2 separate regions of the Mus musculus genome follow, and region 2 is linked to region 1. A link is a contact called in ENCODE Hi-C or POLR2A ChIA-PET data. All regions are on one chromosome and are shown on one strand. Each heading gives the region's core, a stretch centred on a gene start or an enhancer-like site at or near the end of the contact. The rest is flanking DNA. Distances are from core to core; before and after follow the strand shown. Region 1 holds the start of Rfx3 (regulatory factor X, 3 (influences HLA class II expression)). Region 2 holds the start of Cdc37l1 (cell division cycle 37-like 1).

Region 1 (5,951 bases), core at 1,530-4,029:
TCACAATCACTACAACCTTACAGTGGAAACAAAGTTTAAAGGAAACAACTAAAATTCACAGAACAACTGAGCATTGTACAGATAACTATGTCTGCATCATTTCTGGAATACAGCAAAAAGCTGTTGCATTGACAATTTATTGCATTGTCAAGGAATGTAAAATACCTTTTTGAATGACGATTATATTTTTCATTGTAAAAAGCAATAGCTGTTAAGACCATGCTGCGTGTTTCCTAAGGCTCCCTAAAAAGTTATTTCTGATCTACCTGTATGATACATATGAAGATACAACCACACAGCTGTAAAAATGAGCTGAAAAGAGTTCCTGTCAGAACTACTGAGTAGCAAAAGGATTTGATATATGTATGCATATATAATCTATCATGCTTTGCATTCTATTGCTTGCATTGTAGCTTGGTGTTTTGAATTAGTATAATGGCAACACTGAAATTTATATATTAACCTTACTAGAACTAAAAGACATACCTCCAATTGTCATAAAAGGGAGAATATCCTGACTTAGTAAGAATTCATGCAAATAAAAGTATGCATCCTGAGAGTATAAAAAGATGGTACCAGAAGCTAGGAATAAAGAAGTCTCTAAATTGCTTGAAACTGACGTTACAATGTTCTAAGCGCAAAGGTCACACTCTTCCTAAAGGACACTGCCTCAAAGTATCTATTTATACCCTTGAGACAGTTTTGCCCAAGCTTCATTATGTGGTTTCCTTTCGTGCAGATTAAAAGCAGTAAATTAAAAGGGTGGGGGGAATAATAGAATGGTGCTCACTGACAGCGGTAAGGAGCAACAGCTGACAGTGGGGAGATGGGGAACCTAACAGACAATAGGGCTGCGCCAGCAAAGCTCTTCAGAGCCTTGAGGTGCCAGTCAGCAGTCCCAAACGTTTTCCTGAGGACTTGATCTGTAAACGTTGCAAAAGGACTATTCCAATCGTGAAGAGTTTTAACTGCTGTTGGGTACCACGGTGTCATTTTTGGCTATCACCACGACCTGTTTTAACTTTAGTCCTTGGCTTGTTTTTTTTTTTTTTTTTTTCTCTTTCTCTTATTAACTACTATATTATAACTTATAACCAAGAATAGAACTCATTATAACTATGAAATTATCAAAGCTTACAGTATTACTGCTAAATCTATTGTTCTAATAGTTGGTTTCTAAAATGTCTTTTACCTAGCATTTCATGGCACAGAGAGGCAAGATAAAATGACGGCTTGTTTTCCCTAAAATGAGAATATTATGTATCCAATAGAACAGGTGTCAGGATTAAATGAGATAATGTATGTAAAACACTTAGCACAAGGTCTGGGGCACAGAAAGAGAGCTCAGCCTTATTTTAACAGGGAACTCATGCTGGCCCAAATCCCTCATGTGCCGGTGCAAAAATTAAGCCTCAAGAGGAGAACTGACTTCTTAAGGCTCTACTTCCAGTATGTTATTGTCTTGGATAAGCTGCTTAGCTGCAAATGTTGGGAGATTTTGGGTATTGGCGGGCCTGGGGGCACGTGCCTGCTGGACTCCAGTATGAGGAGAATTGGACGAATATGCTTGAACCATGAGGTTTCAGAAGCTGTGCCTTATCAACTCGAGTTTGAGGTGCCAGGTTGTGTGCTAATAATGTTCTCCATGGACAGAAGCCGTTCCCGTGTCCAACACAGCTCAAGAACAAGCTACCCCCAGGCTGTTAAGAAACCGATGCCAGCTAATAGGGCGATTGGTCTAGCTGGGATCCATCCCGTCAACTCTGAAAGGGTAGAGCCCCTTAAGGACCTACCGAGGGCTACTCTGAAAGGTCTAACCCACCCCTGTAGGGACCCTCATCCTCGGAAAGCTCGAATTCCCTTCCCCTTGGCACTTCCTCCCGGTCCTGCAGGGTGCTAACTTGGCGTCTCGGTTCCGCAGGGAGGTAGCGGCCGCGCCGAGCGAGATGGGTCACCGTTCGCGCGCCCAGGCTCTCGCTCCCTAAGATGGCGGCGGGAGCACCGCTCACACCCCGCCGCCCGCGCTCCTCAGGACCCCGCGGCCTCGGGAGGCGCGAGAAAGCGGAATTCGATGGAGGGGAGGGCAAAGCCGAGACCCTGGAGGCCCGCGCCGGCCGCAGAGAGTCTGGGAAAGGGATCACCCGCGAGGCATAAACGACCGACCGGGAAACACCACACTGGCGACCACGGAGAGGGAGGGGAGAAAAAAAAAAAAAAAAAAAAAAAACCTGAGCGGGGCGGGGGGAAGAGAGGAGAGAGAGGGGAGGAGCGCAGCACATCCGGGATATTAGCTGGGGCCGCCCAGGAAATGACGTACGCCCCGGGGTGGAGCCCGCTCTTCAAAGTGGGGTCTGCCTCCGCGGTAGCGCGCGTCTCACACAGTGTTGGCTCCGTCGTCACTCCCCCTCCCCTGGCTTCGCGCTTTTCCTCTCGCGGCTGCGGGGCGGCTGGGCACAGAGCTGGCGGCAGAGGCAGGCGGGGCTCCTTTGACGGAAAGTAGCCCTCGCCTCCAGACCCTCAGCTTTCCCCGGCGTCCTCCGTCCCGTTCCTCCAGGCAGACTCGCCCTGACCCCGGGCCCGCCAAGTCTTAAAGCGCACCTCGGGGGAAAAACCGACGTCGGAATCCCGACCGCAGCCCCCCGCCCGGGCTCCGAGCTGTCAGTCACGGCGCCGAAGCCGCTTCTTCCGGCGCTCTCGGGCCCGCCCTCTCCCCTCCTCCCTCCCCCCCGCCCCTCCCCGCGCGAGTGTCTCCCTCTCCCTCGCTCCCTCTCTCTCTCCCTCTCTCTCTCTTTTGTGAGTTATAGCAACCGTTGCCTTGTGAATCAAGCGCCATAGTCACCGTAGTCCTGGCGACTGTTACCCATCAACAACAACTACTCCTCTCCTCCTCCTCCTCCTCTTCCTCCTCCTCCTCCTCCCCACCACCACCATCTCCATCACCCACCAACAACACCACAATAATCCACAGCCAAGGTGAATATTCTTCGGTCTCTCTACATGTGTGTGGGAGCGTGTGTGTCCGTGCGTGTGTTCGTGTGTGCGAGCGAGCGTGGCTGTGCGGGGTCTCCCTCCTGACACCGGCTGCGGCCGCTTGAGGGGCTCGGTCCCGGGGGCTTGTTTACAATGGACCCGCGCGCGGCGGGCTCGGGGGTGTGGGCGCCGCGCGCCTGCCCGCCCGGCCTCGGCGCTCGGGGATGGAGCGGGAGCCGGGGCTGCGGGGCGAGCGGGCTAGGAAGCCGCCGCTGTCCGTCGCGGGTGTTGGAGCGTCCCCCCCAGGTCCGCGGGCGCCCAGGAGGAGGGGCAGGTGGAGAGAAGGGGCTCGCTTTCTCCCTCTCTCTTTCTTTAATTCGCTGCTTTGCAAAGCTGCCTGGTGGCTGCTGCTTTCCAAATCGAAATAGACAGCAGTGAGCAGGGGGGGTCCCCAAAAGGTGCTGCGCTGTGGTGGTTGTTGTTCACTTGCGGGGCCTTGTTGGGGGTTTTGTTATTTTTATCCTGGTACCTCGGTGAACTTTTCCCGAAGCCCGCTCCCTTCGTTTCGGCCCCTCTGTGCCTGCTGCTGAACGGACTGCACTTATTTGACCATCACTGGCCTCACGGGATTCTTTTTTTTTTTTTTTCTTTTAAAACTGTATTTTTCTTTGTGCTGCAAACAGTCTTAATATCCATTCAGCAGTCTTCTCCCCCCTTCCCCCCATTTGCACACACATTGAAACTAGGGGGCCTCTGCTGCTCTTGAGAGATTTTTTTTTTAAGTCTGTTTCTCTGTTTCTCTTCTCTCCTCTTTCCTCTCTTGTCTCTCCTCTGTCTCCTCTCCCTCTCCTCTCTCTCTCTCCCCCCTCCCCTTTTCGGGTTTGTGTGTGTGTGTGTGTGTGTGTGTGTGTGTGCTTGTGATTTAAACCGGATGCAGGGCATCTGTGCTACTTTGGTTAGTGGCTACTGACAGCGCTTTATCCTTCATGTGGAGATGGGAGGGGTAGTCCTGAGGTTCTGTTTCACTTTGATGCACCTCCCTCCCCACAGGAGAGTGTTAACAATTTTCATTGTGGTTTAGACTTTGTCTGTGATGAACAGGAAAAGGATATAAGGAAGCTTTGTGAGAACTCAGTTCACAACGCTATTTGTGACAGTTATGGTACTTTGAGAGTTTTTTTTTTTTTTTTTTTCCTTCTCCCATCTTCATCTCTATTCCTTTCCCTTGGAGAGTTGAAATTGAAGTCAAGTTGTTCATAAAGAATGTATGAAGCTTCTCAACTTGAAACGTGTGTATATTTCACTTTCTTTGTGGCTGTTAAGATCTAGGCATGTGTGTACTTAACATATTCTTTTTTGTTGACTTTTTGGTTTTCTTTGGACAATGATTTAAACCTGTTCAGAAGAAAAAAAAAACTTCCTTTTAAAGTGTTTCTTTAGAGGAAATAGTTGCCCTTGTAGATCTGAATACTTACCAGTTATGAAGTAGTATCGTCTTGATTAGAACCTGGCTTTGCAGATCCTTAATTTGCTCATTTTCAGCATAACAATTAATAGGTTATCAGAAAAAAATTGATGATGATTGTGAGCTAAAACAAATAGATTGTACTATTATAGTGGCACATTGAAATTTCCAATTCATATTTTAAAGTGCTTATTTAAATAATCTTTCCAACAGCAAACATTTATTGATTTAACTGACAGAGCAGCCTGTGAATAATGTGACAGTATTAATTATTCTTGAGATTGTCAATGGAGAGGTTGGGTAATTATAATGCCATTAAGGCTAATATTTTGTAAAACAAGTAAGAGTTGGGGGATTGGGAAAAACCTTACTTTTCAATTCATTTTCGTGTGATTGTTATTTTAAATGAAGCTGAGATTTGATTCTGAAAGAAGTCTGTTTGGATCTCTCAGCATTCTTTATATTTATTCATCCATTCCCAACCTGTCTTTGCAATTTTCAAATACTAACTTTTATTTTTTCTTTTCTTCTCATTTTCTTTTTTCTTTTCATCTTTCTTTTCTTTTTCTTCTTTTCCTCTTTTTTGTTCAGATGAGTGTCAAACGCCTGAACACTTTTCGATGGTAAAGCTCCTGGGTCTGAAGTTAAAAGGAGTTTTGCTGTCTTGGGACAGTTTTAGATCTTAATGGCATTCACATATGTTTCAGCTGAGTAGATTGTATATATTAAAATGTCTTAGATTAATATTTTATTTGTCGTGTCCAAGAGTGTTTAAGAGTCATTTCACTCATCAAGCATGTGTTTAATTTAGTTTTTTCCATTCACAAGTTAATTTGAGAGCAAATGTGGCATTGCATTATGTTAAGTAGCCTGTCCATTTAAAGCAAATCTTTGTGTTTTAAGAGTTGATATTAGAGATGCTTTAAAATAAAATAGTTTAGTGGATTGATTAACTTAGAGTTATAACAATTTATCTTTAAAATTAAATACAAATTTAAGTACCATTTAGTTCGACTTTTTTTTTCTGTGCTATTTTTCCTAGGAGGGACTGTACTATGCATTGACATTCTTTGTTTTCAGTGTTTTAGACTAACAGAAATCTGTGAACATAATCATGCTTTGAAATTAAACATGTGAAATAATGTTTTGAGTAGCTGAATATTTGTAGCTCAGAGTATGCCATGATGCCTATCTCTGTCTTTTTAAATTATATCCAGTGTACAAAATTCACATATATGATTGTCTATTACACAATTCTATTAAACTGTATAGAGAATAGGTATAGTAAATTTATATGTGTATAAGAAATTAATGCATTCCTAGTAGCTCTCCATTATTTCACAGTGCTCCCATGGTGTGAGAGTCTTATGCCTAATGTCTAAAATATTGCATTATTTATCCAATATTCAAATAATCTTGTATCCTGTGGAGATACTCACAGGTTTATAGCTTATAAGTGAAATAGTGAGAAATCTTTTTTAAAAACTTACAAGTTAATTGAGGCACTTTTTTTTTA
Region 2 (6,253 bases), core at 3,631-6,130, 980 kb before region 1:
TTCTGTCGCCACTCTTCTTCCCGCTGCCTCAGTTCTGACACCGCGGTCTGTGCTTTGGCGTGTTCCTGATCCAAGGACTCAGAGTTATGCAGTGCTAAGCTGCCAAGTTTCTGCTGGGCTTCAGCAAGATTCCATTTACATGCAACAGAGCTCTTCACAAATTCTTTCTGCTTTTGGCAAGCCAGCTCAATCCCGTGGCTATACATCTAAATAAGAAGTAACAACTGTATTAGTAAGGAATGAAGGCAGCAGCAATGACACAGCTCACTGTTTTCCATCAAAGGGTCTCTGTAGGACGTTTTGGTACAAGGCATAGCTGTATTCTTTGTCTACAATTGCAGTTTACATCCATCAATTCAACTCTGAGCTTCTTTGTTCATCGATGCCTCTCCTTGACAACTAACACTACAAAGGCTGGCAATTGCCAGTGATTCGCACAGAGATGACGGACAACAACAAACATCAGCTGTGTGGGCTCCAGAATCCTTCCTTCCCCAGGAGGAGGAAAGCAAAGCCACGTCCAGTGCATCAGTCATGGCTCCTCATCCTGAAAACCAGAGCTCTGACCTGTAGATCTTGCAGTGACCAGTCTTCACTTCAAAGAACCCATTTAATGGCTCCTAGTTTCTTTGTGTCATCACAATCTGTGACGATGAGAGAGTTCTTAATAAAAAATGCTACTTAAATGATTATGTCACACAGGCACACCTTACCTCAATCCTAATGGAAACAGTGACAGTGAAATCGAAAAGTGCCAACTGGTGACTCTGCTCTACTCAGGAGAAATCACTTTCAATACTTCTGTAACTGCTCATGTAAATGCAATGGGAGTTTAGTTCCTTATATTCCTTGTCTCAACAACAAAAGTGGAGGGCATTTTTTAAGGATTTCTTGGTTAAATGTACTTCATACTACTTACTAAGAATCACTGTTCTTAATCTGTTGCCAGAACTGTATCATTATTAGAGCCTTTATTCATTTACATCTCAACTGTATAAATATAATCATACCTTTTGGTCTTCATTAGCCATTCACTACTAGAATGATGCTTCAAAAAGAGGGGGCAGTCATGCTTTTTCCGAGAGTCTATTATTATAAAGCACAGACCCTTTAGTTCCCGTCAGTTTTACTTACTGGCTTATTCTTCCCACCCTCAGAACCCGATTATCCCTTTTCACTGATAACACTCTGTCCTCTATCCGATCCCTGCCCGATCCCAAGCCTGTTCTTATCCACTCTCTCCAAACCCAAGGTATACACATTGCTATACTGCTGTTTTTAACATTAATATATACTTATTTTCCCTGATTCCAAGCTTTGTAAGGAGTTAGAATTTAGTAACAAACTGTTCTGGCACAGGGAGTAAACCTGAGTTTTCTAGCACATTTGAGATTTCTACTGGCTGTCTGTGGACATTGCTCTCCTGTTTCCTTATTTAGTAGTTATTTGGGTTTCAAGCCCATATACTGCCATGTCTCTAAACGACAAGTAAAACATTTATTTTTACTTCTTGATACACTAGAAAATGAAGATGTTGGAGAGCTGGCTCAGTGGTTGAGCTCATTTGTTACTCCTGAGGAGGACCTGGGCTCCATCTCCAGCACCTATATGGTGACTCACAATTGTCTGCAACTCCAGGACATCCAACGACCTCTTTTGACCTTGGCAGGTGTCAGGAATGCATGGGATGCACACACATGCACACAAGCAAAATTCTCATATACATAAAATAATTAAATTAAAAGAAAAATTATCAATGCTGTTGCACACCTTTAATTCCGGCACTTGGGATGCAGAGGCAGGCAGATCTCTGTCAGTTCAAGGTCAGCTTCATCTACAGAGTGGATAGCTGGGCTACACAGAGAAACTTTTATGTCAAGGGGGGTGGGGGAAATGGGGAGAAAGCCAGTAAAAGGAGAAAAATGAAGCTGTAAAACAATTTGTAAAAAACAAAGTTATACCAATAAAGGCAATTATTAGAAGTGGGGTGCAGGATCTTGCCCTAATTATACAAAAGCAAATATTTCTCAAATCAAGCCAACTACCAAAATTATGTATATTTAAATTATTCCCCATAGACTATCATACCATTTGGTCATACAGTCCAACATGGACAGAGATGACTAAGTATACTATTGGGTCTTTAAGAAAAAGAAGCAACCCAGGGACGTGAACCCATGTTAGGCACGCATTCTCCACAGAGCTGCATTCTGAGCCCATATCAAGTCTTATTTTATTCTGTGATCATATAAAAGTTTAAAAGGCCATAATTTTAGTAAACAAAAACTCCGCAAAGAAACTATGATGGTTCAAGTCTACTGGAGCAGCTTCACATCAAAAGCTCTCAAACAGCAGCCACACTGGATCCCAGCACTGAGAGGGCTAAGTGGGCACAGGCCCACTCCTAACCAAGAAGCAGTGTGCAGTTGGTACCTGCTAGAAAGGGGAAATCACTGAGTTCCATCGCCCCCATTCCAGGGCGGGCAGTGCCATGCTGAGCAGTAGCTAGCCAACACAGAATGAACTCTGTGGTGTTTTTGTGGACTTTTTGCTCCATTTTAGCCTTTTTAATTATTCTAAAATTGTATTTATTTAGTCTTACTAGTCTTTTGCTTGTTTATTTTGATTTCATTTGGGTAGTTTGTTTTAAGAGAGGGAGAACATAATGTGAGATGAGGAGATTTGGGGAGGATCTGGGAGGAGTTGGGAGAGTGGAAAACAAGATGCAAATATATTGTATGAAAATTTAATTTAAAAAAAGATACAAGCGGGCTGGAGAGATGGCTCAGCAGTTAAGAACACTGACTGCTCTTCCAGAGGTCCTGAGTTGAATTCCCAGCAACCACATGGTGGCTCACAACCATCTGTAATGAGATCTGAAGCCCTCTACTGGTCTGTCTGAAGACAGCTACAGTGTACTCATATAAATAAAATAAATCTTTAAAAAAATACAACCATCTTTTTTGAAGTCCTCAAATTCTGGCTTGCCTTTTCACACATCATGTTATATTGAGATAGCTCTCTGTCTCTCATATTTGGTAAAAATTAAGCCAGTAATTTAAGATGAATTTTTAAAATCCTGTTGATTGATTAAACATTTTATTTTTTTTTAAATATTCTAATGTCCCCCCCAATTTAAGTCCTAAAGCTAGCAAAACATACAAGTAGGCTTGTAATAATTATATGTTCTTAGAAGTAATGACTGTGTAAATTTTATCACCATTTAAAAGCCTTCTCATCCAAATAAAATGCTATAGTATTTCTCTGGATAGGCAGTGCAGAAGCGTCCTGAAAAGAACACCGGACTGGGAGTCATGAGTTCTAGTGGGGACCCTGCACTGTCTAACTAAATGACCCTGGGAGATCTCCTTTAGTGAAGGCAATAGAAGCCTTCTTAAACCCCATCACCTAAACAAATGCACAGGTAAAATCGTTTTAAAATGTTGGGTTTCTTGGATTACTTCTTCGAGTCAACCACAGTGCACTGAAATTGAGGCAGTTTCCCCTTGCCTGTCCAAATTGACACCAGCAACTTTTCGTTTTCTCCCTCTGCAATACTAAGTATACACAGATGATACTAGTGATCCGTAACTAGGTGACTACTGACCCATCAATTCTCATTTTGCCTTACTTTCCCTATGACTAGTTGGCTGACCATAGTCTGTGGTTATGAAACAGCATACTGTGGGTGAGCCCAATCAACTCAGCTGACTGACTTGCGGGCAGACAATTTAAACCAGTCATCTTTAAGAAAAGCTATTATAATATTGGACCACATTTTTGCAAAAACGCCTGGAAATCAGACACCTACAATCAATTTCATTGAAAAGATTAGTGTTCAGTCTATGCTTTTGAAATCTGGTTCAAAACACACCCAGGTGAAAAGTCGGGAGAAGGTGATGTTCGCAGCATAGCACAGCACCCCTATAAAAGCCATAACTGGCATATAACACTTGACAGTTTCCGAGGCAAGAAAGCTGGGTTGAAAAACACATGTAGTATCAGAAACTTCGGGAAGAAGCCTGAAAGCCAATTCGGTGGCTGTATGTTTTCACCGGAGGCTGACGCGGAATCAAACTATGAATACAGTAAAGGACCAATGATAGAAACGGAGGTGTGTGCCAGCGTCAAAGGCAAGGCTTACAGAATTTGCTGAGATGTCAGCGCGGCAAAGAGCACGTGAGATGTTTATGTCAGGACTCGGTGTACTATTTTAGAAGTACAATCACTCTCTGTTCCTATCAACTGTGCACAAAGTAGCTGGAGCTCGTAATAAAGGCTCGGATGAAAGCACGCACCAGAGGACAAAGGGTCAATGTTATACACTTGAGCGGCCCCCAAAGCTCCACGCAGACAGCAGCAGAGAGGGGGAGGAGGAACCTCTCGCAAAGGTGAGGGGCAACCAGCCCCGGTGCAGGGACAAGTGTGCGTGGACGTGGAGGTCGGGAATGCGCGCGTGATCGCCTCCTTTTCTCGCGGAAGATGCTGCCAGAGCTGTGGCTTGGCATCAGGCTCCCCCGCGATGCCCGCAGACATTTCCCATCCCCCGCCCCCGGCAGAACGCAGGCCGCTCTCACCTGGGCGCCGCCGTCCGGTACCGGAGAGTAGTGGGACGAAGAGGGGGACACGTCTAAGTCACTCTCCTCCTCGGTTTCCCCGCCAGTCCTCGGGAAGCTCCAGGGGCCCGGTGGCGGCCACGGCTGCTCCATGTCCCACTGGTCCGGGCCCGGCAACCGCCAGCGCCAACGGCCCTGGCGTGAGTGGAACCTGCTGGGCGGAGCCAGCCGCCCGGCCGGCCACGGTCGTTACCCAGAATCCCTCTGCCCCTGGCGAAGCCGATGCACCCCCGGAGCAGGCCTGGACTGTGCCGCCGGCGGACTGCGGAAGAAGAAGTAGCCGGCCGGGACGTCATTTCCGGGGGCGTGACCGGGCGTGGCCACGTCTGGACGAAGAAGCAAAGTCTGGAGTTTAAGTCCGGGAAAGCTAACTAGGGTTTCTGCAGGTTCGGATCCGGGCGTTCAAAGGGTGTTCTGACTTGTCCCTCTTCTATTTCAAAAGCTCCTTCGTGTAGAGCAATCTAAGTCGGAGTCGAGGGGGACCGATTTAGAAAGCACAGCCAACTTTCCTTTAACTTCAAATTACCCGCGACAAGACTGTTCTCCAAACCCTGCTACAGCGGAGGAGGACACTAAAAATAAAATACTGGGGCAAGCACATTTGTAAAGAATTGAGACAAGTAGTAGACGTATCAGAGGGCTTTCCGTTCCTCGTGTCTTTTTAGAATCGTGAAGATCCGAGTACTCACTGTCCCTTTTCTTTTTGAGACAAAATGACCCACCATAGCCCGAGAACACATTTTAAGCGAAAAACTCAAAGATTGGGAATGTACCCTGGCAGTAGAGTGCTCATTTAACTAACACAGGCAAGGCCCTGATTTTAGTTTCTAGGACCAGGGAGAGGGAAACAGACACCTAGGAACTAGGAAAGTCTAACTTCACAACCCGCACGTTTAACAATTTAGCTTGTTGTCTATTCGCAATCAGATAAGACGACAGACTATCAGTCTTTCAAGCTTTGATTGATTGGCAAACTGTAGGTAGGGGTGTGTGGGGGCGTGAGGTTCACAAGGGTAGGCCAGAGGACCACATCAGTTCTCCTGCTCTGTTATTTTTCACAGCATTCCCTTGAGACAAGGTTTCTTCTCGCTGAGCTCAGAGAACTGACACCAAGCCTTCTGTCTCAGCCCATTTAGAGCTAGGATTAGAGGTGCAGGTTTGTTGGGTATTTGAACTACCGTCCTCATGCTTGCTCAGCTACCATTTTTACCTACTGAGTCATCTGCCTTAGCCCTGACTGGCAAACGCTAAAGGCTCGTTAATCCTAATGGTCGAGCGATAGATGAGAAAAATGCTGTTAAGCATGCTGTGTAACATTTAAGGAAGAGGGATGACATGAAAAGCCTATGTGCTTCAGTTCAGCTCTTTCATGATCAGGAAAATACCCAACAGTATTTTTACAGCGGAATCTAATACAAAGACAGTTTTGGGGTGGTAAAAGAAAGCTAAAAATAAGTAAGTAGAAGCAATGGAAGAGTAGATCTCAGCGTGCTGATGTGGAAATATCTCTGAAATGAACAAGTCTGTAATCCTGGGAAAGGCTGAGACATGAGGATTCTCAAGTTCACCACCAACCTGGGCTACACAGAAGGGGCACTCACTGGGTTAAAGAAACCAAATTACAGAATTAGATTATG

Evidence for each region. A loop is a pair of places that touch in the nucleus more often than their neighbours do. ChIA-PET counts read pairs that join two places held with the same protein, here RNA polymerase II (POLR2A).
Region 2: a loop to region 1 is called in a map of gastrocnemius, with 9 times the contacts of the local background. The contact joins the promoter of Cdc37l1 here to the promoter of Rfx3 in region 1. A Hi-C loop is called at or near these places in 1 of 37 maps with a recorded cell type or tissue (gastrocnemius). POLR2A ChIA-PET finds 5 or more read pairs at or near these places in 1 of 5 experiments (embryonic stem cell).

Annotation. Positions count from the first base shown.
Region 1 is chr19:28,007,994-28,013,944 of GRCm38, reverse strand. Rfx3 (regulatory factor X, 3 (influences HLA class II expression)) reads left to right here and starts at 2,779. Exons shown (of 17, transcript NM_011265.3): 1 at 2,779-2,973.
Region 2 is chr19:28,988,994-28,995,246 of GRCm38, reverse strand. It overlaps Cdc37l1 (cell division cycle 37-like 1), which reads right to left and starts at 4,880. Exons shown (of 7, transcript NM_025950.4): 1 at 4,578-4,880; 2 at 1-206. The coding sequence starts at 4,709. It also overlaps a transcript of Ak3 not described here.